Linked DNA regions of Homo sapiens: region 1 is linked to region 2. A link is a loop called in an ENCODE intact Hi-C map of the cell type or tissue named here. Cell type or tissue: heart left ventricle. All regions are shown on one strand.

The links. A loop is a pair of places that touch in the nucleus more often than their neighbours do. Peaks named below come from ENCODE experiments on the same cell type or tissue, not always from the same donor. Only the 100,000 strongest peaks of a DNase experiment are listed, where the experiment ranks them.
Region 1: a loop joins it to region 2, with 2.1 times the contacts of the local background. A loop is called at or near these places in 6 of 110 quality-filtered maps.

The regions. Positions count from the first base shown.
Region 1 is chr20:62,191,750-62,196,749 of GRCh38, forward strand. MTG2 (mitochondrial ribosome associated GTPase 2) reads left to right here. Exons shown (of 7, transcript NM_015666.4): 2 at 1,667-1,875; 3 at 4,053-4,200. The coding sequence starts at 1,672. Among named protein-coding and RNA genes, the nearest start is that of MTG2, 11 kb to the left of the region's middle. In heart left ventricle, a CTCF peak has its summit at 2,759; no DNase peak of the experiment used is centred here.
Region 2 is chr20:62,270,296-62,275,295 of GRCh38, forward strand. It overlaps OSBPL2 (oxysterol binding protein like 2), which reads left to right. Exons shown (of 14, transcript NM_144498.4): 5 at 1,830-1,964; 6 at 3,014-3,111. Among named protein-coding and RNA genes, the nearest start is that of ADRM1, 30 kb to the right of the region's middle. In heart left ventricle, no CTCF peak of the experiment used is centred here; a DNase peak (open chromatin) is centred at 1,956.

The DNA of each region.
Region 1 (5,000 bases), 79 kb before region 2:
CCTGTGCGACCTGCTGAAGACTGGGGAGCTCTGGGAGCAGGCAGGTATTTGTGCTCATGGTGAAGGGAGAGGGGCTGTCCTCTCCTGGAGGGCAGGGTCAGGACTTCCTCACTGTGCCCTTGGCACCTGCAAGGTAGCCGGCTGTCATGAGCGGCTTGTTGAATGAGTGACAGCTTAAATGAGGCTTTGAGAGTGACAGTAGCTGGCACTTAGAGTCTGCAGCTGTGCCAACCCTGTCGCTCCGGGGATATTTCCACCCACACTACACATCAGGCACCAAATGTGTGGGTTTTCCACACCAACAATTCGCCAGTCCTCTGCAGACACCAGCCAGGCATCCTGTAATTCAGTTCAGTCTGACCCTGCCGCGGTTATCAGGGACCCCAGCGTTAGGGGCTCAGTCACCCCCCACTTCAGATGCTAATTGCAAGTAGTGGGTCCCTGGGGTACCCACACTTCTGTCCATCTTGGCTACACATTGGGAGTTCCTACGACCCCTTCAGGTTTGATGATTTGCGGTAGTGGCTCACAGAACTCAGGAAGGCACTTGGTTTGCATTGCCAGTTTACTATAAAGGATGCCACAGCGGGCACAGGCAGGCAGCTGGGTGAGGAGGGGCACGGGCGAGGCCCAGAGGGTCCTAAGCATAGGAGCCTTTGTCCCCAGGGAGTTGTGTGGCTGGCCTTACAGCACGGGGATGAGTTCACCAAACTGAAAGCTTTCCAGAGCCCCTAGTTCCAGGATTTCCATGGAGGCCTCATCATGGAGACATGATCAGTTATGAACTCAGCCTCCAGCCCCTCTGCCCTTTTTGGAGGGTGGGGGTGGGGCCGAAAGGTCCAGGCTTCTCATCGTGGCTTGGTCTTTATGATGACCAGCCCCCTCCCAAGGCCATCCAGGAGCCCACCAAGAGGTGCCTCATTAGAACAGAAGACTCTCCTGTCACCTGGGAAGTCCAAGGGATTTAGGAGCTCTGTGTCAGGCACCCCTATCGCCCCTGTCACTCAGGAAATTACCAGCGTTCTGAGAGCTCTGTGTCAGGAGCCAGGAGCAGGGGCCAAGTGTGTTCTTCTCATTCTATCGGTGCCACAGCCAGGGCCGCGGTTGTGCAGCCGTGTGGATCAGCTCAGCCCGTCCTCACCCAGCCGTGTGAGGAGGCCGAGGCCACACAGGTGGATGGCCTTCCCTTAGAGTTACTTTCCAGAGCCTGGGTGCTTAGCCGCTATGCCCCATGTTTAATATTCTTGTGTTCCAATGTAACAACTTTAAAATTACACAGGATAACACTCTTGATAACATTTTAATAAATGGGTGTTTTTCTTTTCAAGAAATTTTGACTTGCACTTCAGATTTCCTTTTTAATATTTTCGTTGAGCGGAACCTTGCTATTCCATAAGAGGATGTGTCCAGTGTTGTGGAAGATTTCATGTTTTAAATCCTTTGTACAGAAATCCTGCTCCCAAGTCACAGATAGGCTGACGGGTCAGAGGGCAAGACGTGACCCAGGGCCGAGAGGGTGAGTGACCAGGAAAATCGGATTCATCAGTTCACTTGTTTGTTTCAGAAACGTGCACAAAGACCTGCTGCATGAGGCCCTCGTCTTCAGTTTCTGTTTCATGCCCAGCATTAAACCAAGTATCTCATTTTGCCAATTTGACTTCTGTAGGGGCCATGGCACCTGCAAGGTGTTTCTCAGCAAGATTGAGGACCGTGTTTCAGGGCGTGGGGCATTGGGCTTTGTCCACATGGGCTGGCCTGAAGCCCAGCCGGCTACTGCCACAGCGGGCTTCTCCCAGGCTGCTCTCGGTCGGCCGTGCGGACCTCGCCAAGCATCAGGAACTCCCGGGGAAGAAGCTGCTCTCTGAGAAAAAGCTGGTGAGACTCCTGGAGTTAGAGCAGCTTGCCTGTCTCCTCCTCAGAAGGCACAGGGTGTGGTTTCGGGTCCTCCTCTGGGTCTCATCTCTGTTGATGTTAGTTGATGATCTTAGTGATGGGGCACGTGGAGCTTCTTGAAAATGACAGGGTGAAACGCAGGCCTGCGTGCTAAATCCCACGCTCAGCAAATCCCAGCAGGCTGGGAGAGGCGCTGCGTGCTTGGAAAGCCGTGATACAGGCTGCTCATTTTCCCATGAGCCTGTGTATTTTACATGTATGTTACATATATCCTTTCATATGTGTGGCTATTTCTTAATTTAAAACAAATGCGGAGGCTGGGCACGGTGGCTCATGCCTGTTATCCCAACACTTTGGGAGGCTAAGGCAGGCGGATCACTTGAGGTCAGGAGTTCGAGACCAGCCTGGCCAACATGGTGAAACCCTGTCTCTACTAAAAAAAAAAAAAAAACCTTTTTAAATTAATAAATAAATAAAAATAAAACAAGTAGGGGGGAATATACCTTCCGTTTTATGGTTCTTTAAGCCTTATAAGTTTTTCTTGTTCTATTTACCAAAACCTCCTATTTAAAGCATGAATTGTCTCTAATAAATTCAAGAAAATGCACGTTTATGACTCCCTTCGTTTCCTGCTGAATGGAGGGGCTCCAGATAAGCATTACTGGGACAAACAGCACTTCCAGTGGAAAAGCCGCTTTGGTGGGATGTGTGCTCAAATAGCTGAAGCGTTAGCACAGGCTTGTCTCCTCCCCAGGAGAGAAAGTGAGTCGAGGTTTTGTCCTCCACGAAGTGCTCACCAGTGGGGCTTTCCTCCCTGTCTGGTGGATTTTGCTTGCGTTGGCGCATGACAGCATTACACATTGAAATTTGGAAATAACAGTTCGTGGTTTTCCCACATGGTGGTGCCAAAGAATCTTAGAATGTTTGTGTTTTAAATTTTTAAATTTTTTTTTGTGTTTAAATTTTTGTGTTTAAAAATTTTAAATGTTTTAAAATTTTCTTTTAAAAGAAAAAAAAACTGCATTTGAGGAGTATTGGATCGGAGTGCAGAGGCAGCAGCCCTGGGTGGCTGTCAGGGGCAGGGCACGTCTGTCTGTGCACGTGGGCAGAAGCCAGGTGTCCTCCCCAGCGTGTGGTGAGGTTGCAGCACCCTGGGCTGCGGGAGCTGACCCTCCTGTGGTAGGAGCTGTTGTGTGTTGAACAGTAACCTGGTTGGTTCTCTCTCTTCATCCAGATTGCACCTACCTTAGTGACCTACAGAACAGCTTTCCTAGCCGGGCACAGTGGCTCACGCCTGTAGTCCCAGCACTTTGGGAGGCCGAGGCGGGTGGATCACGAGGTCAGGAGATCGAGACCATCCTGGCCAACACGGTGAAACCCCGTCTCTACTAAAAATACAAAAAACTAGCCGGGCGCAGTGGCGGGTGCCTGTAGTCCCAGCTACTTAGGAGGCTGAGGCAGGAGAATGGCATGAACCTGGGAGGCAGAGCTTGCAGTGAGCCGAGATCCCACCGTTGCACTCCAGCCTGGGCGACAGAGCGAGACTCTGCCTCAAAAAAAACCACAAAAAACAAAACAGCTTTCCCTCCAGCGAGGGGCTCTGTTTGCCTCACCACATTTTTTAAATGAGCCCTGTTTTCATCAGGCCCCAGAAAATACTCTTTCTTCAGAGTCGAAAGCCTGGTAATTGTCCAGGAACGATTCTAACTTCCTATTTCTCTATCGCATCCTGGGAAACTAGAACTTTCTAAGAGTAAAGATCTATGATTTCAGGAATGGTTTTTTTGAATGGAAAGACACATTATATAAGGAATATTTCCTAAACAAGATGTGGGTTTTTTAGCTTAGAAATGCTGATTTTTGTTGTTGGTTTTTAAATCAGTCTCACCCAGAGTAAGAAATGCTGAATTTTTGAAGTGTAGGTCCACACAGAATACTTACATCTGCATTGTGGATTTACCTCAGTCTACAAATGCAACTGACTTGTGGAGACTGTTTTTTATCTTCGGAATTTAGAAGTGATTAGCAATATTAGTGTCATTAACCTCTAATTTTAATAGGCTGTTATAGATAGAAGATGTACATCTCAAATGGATGCATGGTGTCTTGAAAGGACCTTGGAGTGTTGAGATGACGTGGGATATTTGTGTTCTCTGTAGAAAAGGTACTTTGTGGACTATCGGAGAGTGCTTGTCTGTGGAGGAAACGGAGGCGCTGGGGCAAGCTGCTTCCACAGTGAGCCCCGCAAGGAGTTTGGAGGCCCTGATGGAGGGGACGGAGGCAACGGTGGACACGTCATTCTGAGAGGCAGGTGCCCTGGGGCAGTGCAGCGGGGTTGAGGAGGGGCCCCGAGACTGCATGTGCATTTGAACTAAAAACCTGATGTATGGGCAGGCACAGTGGCTTATGCCTGTGATCCCAGCACTTGGAGAGGCTGAGGCAGGAGGATCACTTGAGCCCATAAGTTCAAGACCAGCCTGGACAATATAGCAAGACCATGTCTTTTTTGTTTGTTTGTTTTTTTGTTTTTTTTTTTTTGCCTCAAGGTTTGTGGATCTACAAAAAATTTTTGAAAAAATTAGCCAGACATGGTAGCGTGCACCTGTGGTCCCAGCTACTCAGGAGGATTGCTGGATCCCAGAAGTTCAAGGCTGCAGTGAATCGTGATCACACCACTGCATATTCCAGCATGGGTGACAGAGCAATACCCTATCTCTAAAAAAAAAAAAAGTAAAATTTTTAAAACCCAGCTAGGCGCAGTGGCTCATGCCTGTAATCCCAGAACTTTGGGAGACCGAGGCGGGTGGATCGCTTGAGGTCCGGAGTTCGAGACCAGCCTGGCCAACGTGGTGAAATCCTGTCTCTTAAAAAATAATAATAATAACCAGATGTGGTGGCACACACTGATAGTCCCAGCTACTTGGGGCTGAAGCAGGAGGATGGCTTGAGCCCAGGAGGTCGAGGTTGCAGTGAGCTCCGATTGTGCTGCTGCACTCCAGCCTGGCCAACAGAGGAAGACCCTATCTCAAAAAAACAAAACAAAACAAACAAACAAAAAAAACCCTGATGTATGGATATCATTTTTATAAATTATATGGATATTCAGC
Region 2 (5,000 bases):
ACCTCCTCCTCCACTCCCTCCTGGCCTCTCTGGGTCCTCTCCTTGTCCCTCCTGGCCTCTCTGGGTCCTCTCCTTGTCCCTCCCTGACCTCTCTGGGTCCTCTCCTTGTCCCTCTCTGGCCTCTCTGGGTCCTCTCCTTGTCCCTCTCTGGCCTCTCTGGGTCCTCTCCTTGTCCCTCTCTGGGTCCTCTCCTTGTCCCTCTCTGGCCTCTCTGGGTCCTCTCCTTGTCCCTCTCTGGGTCCTCTCCTTGTCCCTCCTGGCCTCTCTGGGTCCTCTCCTTGTCCCTCTCTGGGTCCTCTCCTTGTCCCTCTCTGGCCTCTCTGGGTCCTCTCTGACCTCTCTGGGTCCTCTCCTTGTCCCTCTCTGGGTCCTCTCCTTGTCCCTCTCTGGGTCCTCTCCTTGTCCCTCTCTGGCCTCTCTGGGTCCTCTCCTTGTCCCTCTCTGGCCTCTCTGGGTCCTCTCCTTGTCCCTCTCTGGGTCCTCTCCTTGTCCCTCTCTGGCCTCTCTGGGTCCTCTCCTTGTCCCTCTCTGGCCTCTCTGGGTCCTCTCCTTGTCCCTCTCTGGGTCCTCTCCTTGTCCCTCTCTGGCCTCTCTGGGTCCTCTCCTTGTCCCTCTCTGGCCTCTCTGGGTCCTCTCCTTGTCCCTCTCTGGGTCCTCTCCTTGTCCCTCTCTGGCCTCTCTGGGTCCTCTCCTTGTCCCTCTCTGGCCTCTCTGGGTCCTTTCCTTGTCCCTTTCTGGTCTCTCTGGTCCTCTCCTTCTCTCCTTGTCCCTCTCCCTCTGCCTCTGCTTTGCCCACCCCAGACCCTGCTCCTTCCTGAAGAGCCTGCCCTGAGGTGACAGCTGTGTTTCCCTGGAATGCCTACTGCCCTTGGGATCCCTTTCCTGGAAGCCCGGTGGGAAGAGTGGCCCCTGTGGGCACTCGTCCCCTTGGCACCTTCCCAGCTTCCCCCACTAAGCCATGCGCCCTGCCGTCCAGGGCCTGGGAGCAGACACCTGAGACTCCTTTGCCAACTCGGAAGGCCTTAGGGGAAAGCCACATGGAGCCATGTTATGGGAGGCCTCATTTGCCAGGTTCAGGTGTGTCCGAGGCATCCTGGAGGGACGGGAAGCCAGGGACTATTTTTAACGGCGTGGGTGGCTCTGCCTGGGACCACTACTCTGTTTTTTTGTTTTTGAGACGGAGTCTGGCTCTGTCTCCCAGGCTGGAGGGCAATAGCATAATATCGGCTCACCGCAACCTTCACCTCCTGGGTTCAAGCGATTCTCCTGCCTCAGCCTCCCGAGTAGCTGGGATTACAGGTGTGCGCCACCATGCACAGCTAATTTTTGAATTTTTAGTATAGACAGGGTTTCGCTGTGTTGGCCAGACTGGTCTTGAACTCCTGACCTCAAGGGATCCACCCGCCTCGGCCTCCCAGGGTGCTTGGATTTTAGGTGTGAGCCACCGTGCCCAGCCTGGGACCACTACTCTGGAAGTGGGGTGGAGAAGATGTGGAGTAGGGGAGGGGGCGCAGGTGGGCCCAAGAGCCCTTGTGGCAGTCTCTGTGTCTGGAATGGGGCGGTGGGCTGGGGAGGCAGAGAGGATTCAGGGGTGTCATGCCAGAGACCTCTGCAGGCTCAGCACAGATTGTGTGTCAGGTCTGATGGCAGCTGAGGCTCACAGGGCAGGGCCGATGGGGCAGGGAGTGGCTCACCCATGGGGGGTTTGAAGATCCGGTTCAACCCCAGAGGCTGCGGCTCCATGAAGGGATGCTCAGAGCAGGGGCATCGGGCAGCCCAGCGGTGTCAGGAAGGCAGCAGTAACCAGCGAGTCTTCCCCATCTTTCCAGGAGCTGTCCAAGATCACGATGCCAATCGCCTTCAACGAGCCTCTGAGCTTCTTGCAGCGGATCACGGAGTACATGGAGCACGTGTACCTCATCCACAGGGCCTCCTGCCAGCCCCAGCCCCTGGAGAGGATGCAGGTGGGCCTTAGGGGTGCCAGGCAGGAGTTTGTCATGAAAGTGATGCCCCTTGCATGTCTGGCCACACAGTCTTGGGGCCCCAGGCATCTGTGAGGACTCGCACAGCTCCCCCCAGTGTTCAGTGCCATCCTGCCTGGCGGTCGTGGCATTTGTCCTGTCACCACAGGTGTGTGATGACAGAACTTGCCGGAAATGCCATTGAGCTCTCAGTGGCCCCAAGAGCTCCCTGCTGCCGCCTCCTGCCGGGAGACTCCGCCTCTTGGAGCTGAAGGTGGCGGTGGGCTCTGCCCTTGGGCTTCTCTTGGGTCCTGTTGCACCACCGCACCCCATGTGTGTGCATGTGTGTGACTGTGGGCTGGGCACGCACGGTGGCTCATGCCTGTAATCCCAACACTTCGGGAGGCTGAGGTGGATGAATTGCTCCTGGAGGTTGAGACCAGCTGAGGCAACACAGTGAGACCGCATCTCTACAAAAATTTTTTAAAACTTAGCCAGGTGCAGTGTTGCATGCCTGCAATGCCAGCTACTTGGGAGGCTGATGAGAGAGGATCGCTTGTGCCCAGGAGCTAGAGGCTACAGTGAGCCACGATTACGCCACTGCACTCCAGCCTGGGTGACAGAGTGAGACCCTGTGTCTAAAAAATAACAAAATACAAGTGTGTGACTGTGGGTGCACATAACGTGTGCACGTGTGTGCGCATGCCTCTGTGAATGAGTGCTTGGGGTGTGTGTGTTGAGTGTGTGGCCTTGTGTGTGCATATCAGACGGAGTGGCTGACATTGCTGCAGCATCTGCCAGAAGGGCCTGGCTCCGGGGGTGGAAGGCAGCACCCAGTTCCTTCTTTCTGTGCTGTCGGGGGAGTGGCGGGTGATGAAGGGCATTCCCTGGAAGTCCTATAATCTCAGACACACTGCTCGGGGAAAACTGAAAACGCACACGGAACAAATAGTGACAGAAACCAGGTGCCCACCGCCCTCCACAAGAGGCCATCTTCTCCAGCGCGTTTCCTAACTGAAGCTGTGCCTGTCCCCCCCGTGGATTATTTACAGTCTGTGGCTGCTTTTGCTGTTTCGGCTGTGGCTTCCCAGTGGGAGAGGACCGGCAAACCATTTAATCCACTCTTGGGAGAAACGTATGAATTAATCAGGTAAGGGGGGAAAGGCCCATCATAAATATCTTGTAAATGGAATTCCTTGGATGACAGATAAGTTTGATTCTTTCACTAGCATTGATTCCTCTGCTCTGAGAATAAACTGTTTGAATTAAGAGCTCACGAAAGCGTTTGGATGCTGTAGGCGAGATGTTTCACACACACGGGGTGTTGTGCTAGCGTGCCACGGCGTCTGAGTGAGTGTAAAGCGCTGGCAATGAGATATTTTAGTGTGTTCGACTCAAGCGTGGAGATAGCGCGCACTGTAGACGCTTCCGTGTGTGTGTGCGACGTCTGTGAAATGTGTAGGATTGTTGTGAGCTTCACCGAAAATGGAAATAGGTACTAATGAGCAAAACTAGGCTGTTTCACTAAAGCATTTAGTGAACGCTATTGAAAAAGCAGGTAAATCCAAACACAGGAATGATTGCAAAGAGGAGCTTCACTCCCAAGGCCACGTTTGCCACCACAGCCTCCCCAGAGTTTTAGGAAGGGTCAGACGGCTCTGGCCAAGGGAGAGTTAACCAGACCACGCCTCATCTCCAGACATCCCTGAAACTTCTTCCTATGGAACTTTCTTCTAGGCAGCGTTGCCATCCCTTCCTAGAGTCTCCCCAGCTTCCCTCCTGTCTCTGGTGGCCCTCACCTCACAGACGTGAGACTGACTCCAAGTCCTAGAACTCTGACCCCAGAGGTCCAGCCGGGCCCCAGATCCGTTGTTTGTGGCTGGGCCTCTGGAAGGACTGGTTGGGGTTCTCTTCACCCACCTGGTTGCCCTGGGGACTGCTGTGGTTATTCACAGAATCATCCTGGGATTCTGCCCAGGTGACAGTGCCCACCCACACCAACAAATGAAGTCAAAAGCAGGCCAGACCATGGCATGTATGTGGCAGTGTGGTAATTCCTCAGCCATTGAGCAGCCTGGCTGGGGCTCCGGGGAGCTGTGGATGAGAGGGATGTGGGTGGCTTCCTTCAGGGCCGTTTGGTGATGTCTAAAATGATTTTTATTCCACTGCCCGTGGACCCCGTCATTCTCTTGTAGATGCATGCAGGTGCCCATGGGCAGATGTGTAGGGAGAGTCAGCAGAGCACAGTTCAGCTGCTGTCTCTGTGACAGGGCTAAGCTGTGGTTCTGAAGGAGGGAGGGGCAGGGCACTCTCGCTGCACCCTTCAGTCTTCCGACTGTCGAGGTAGCCCAGCACACAGAGCTCACTCTGGGAAGAAGGAGCTTGCTGGTGGGACACCCTTCACTCTTCTGACTGTCAGTGGAGCCCAGCACACAGAGCTCGCTCCGCCTGCCTGGGGAGAAGGAGCTGGAGGGGCGTGGGTGGTTATCTAGACAAGTCTGCTGTGCAGAATGCAAGCTGTTTGCCACAGGCTGCTGGGCTGCACGCCTCCCTGCCCAGGAACAGAGTGCAGACGGGAGGGAAGGCGGGCTCCTTTATCATCTTGTTTTATTATTTTTCTGTGAAAAAGGGAGTTGAGCCAAAACAATTAGCCTCTTATTTGGATTCTGGGTTAGTTGAGATTCTGTTGGGTTATTTTATTATGAAGTCTGTTTGTTTTTTTAATTACGAGAGAGTGCTCTTTATAGAAAATGTGTAACATTGAGAAAGGTAGAAAAGATGAATCAGGCATAATCCCATACAAGACAATAGCTGGCTGGGCTCACGCCTGGAATACCTGCAACTCAGGAGGCGAGGCAGGAGCATCACTTGAGCCCAGGAGTTCAGTTACAGTGACCGTGCCACTGAACTCTAACCTGGACTACAGAGCCAGACCGTGTCTCTTTAAAAAAAATGAGAGGAACTGTCAGCATTTTGTTAGACTTTCTTTTGTGTGTGTTTCAAAATATGATAATTTAATTTGTATCCCTTTTTAACATG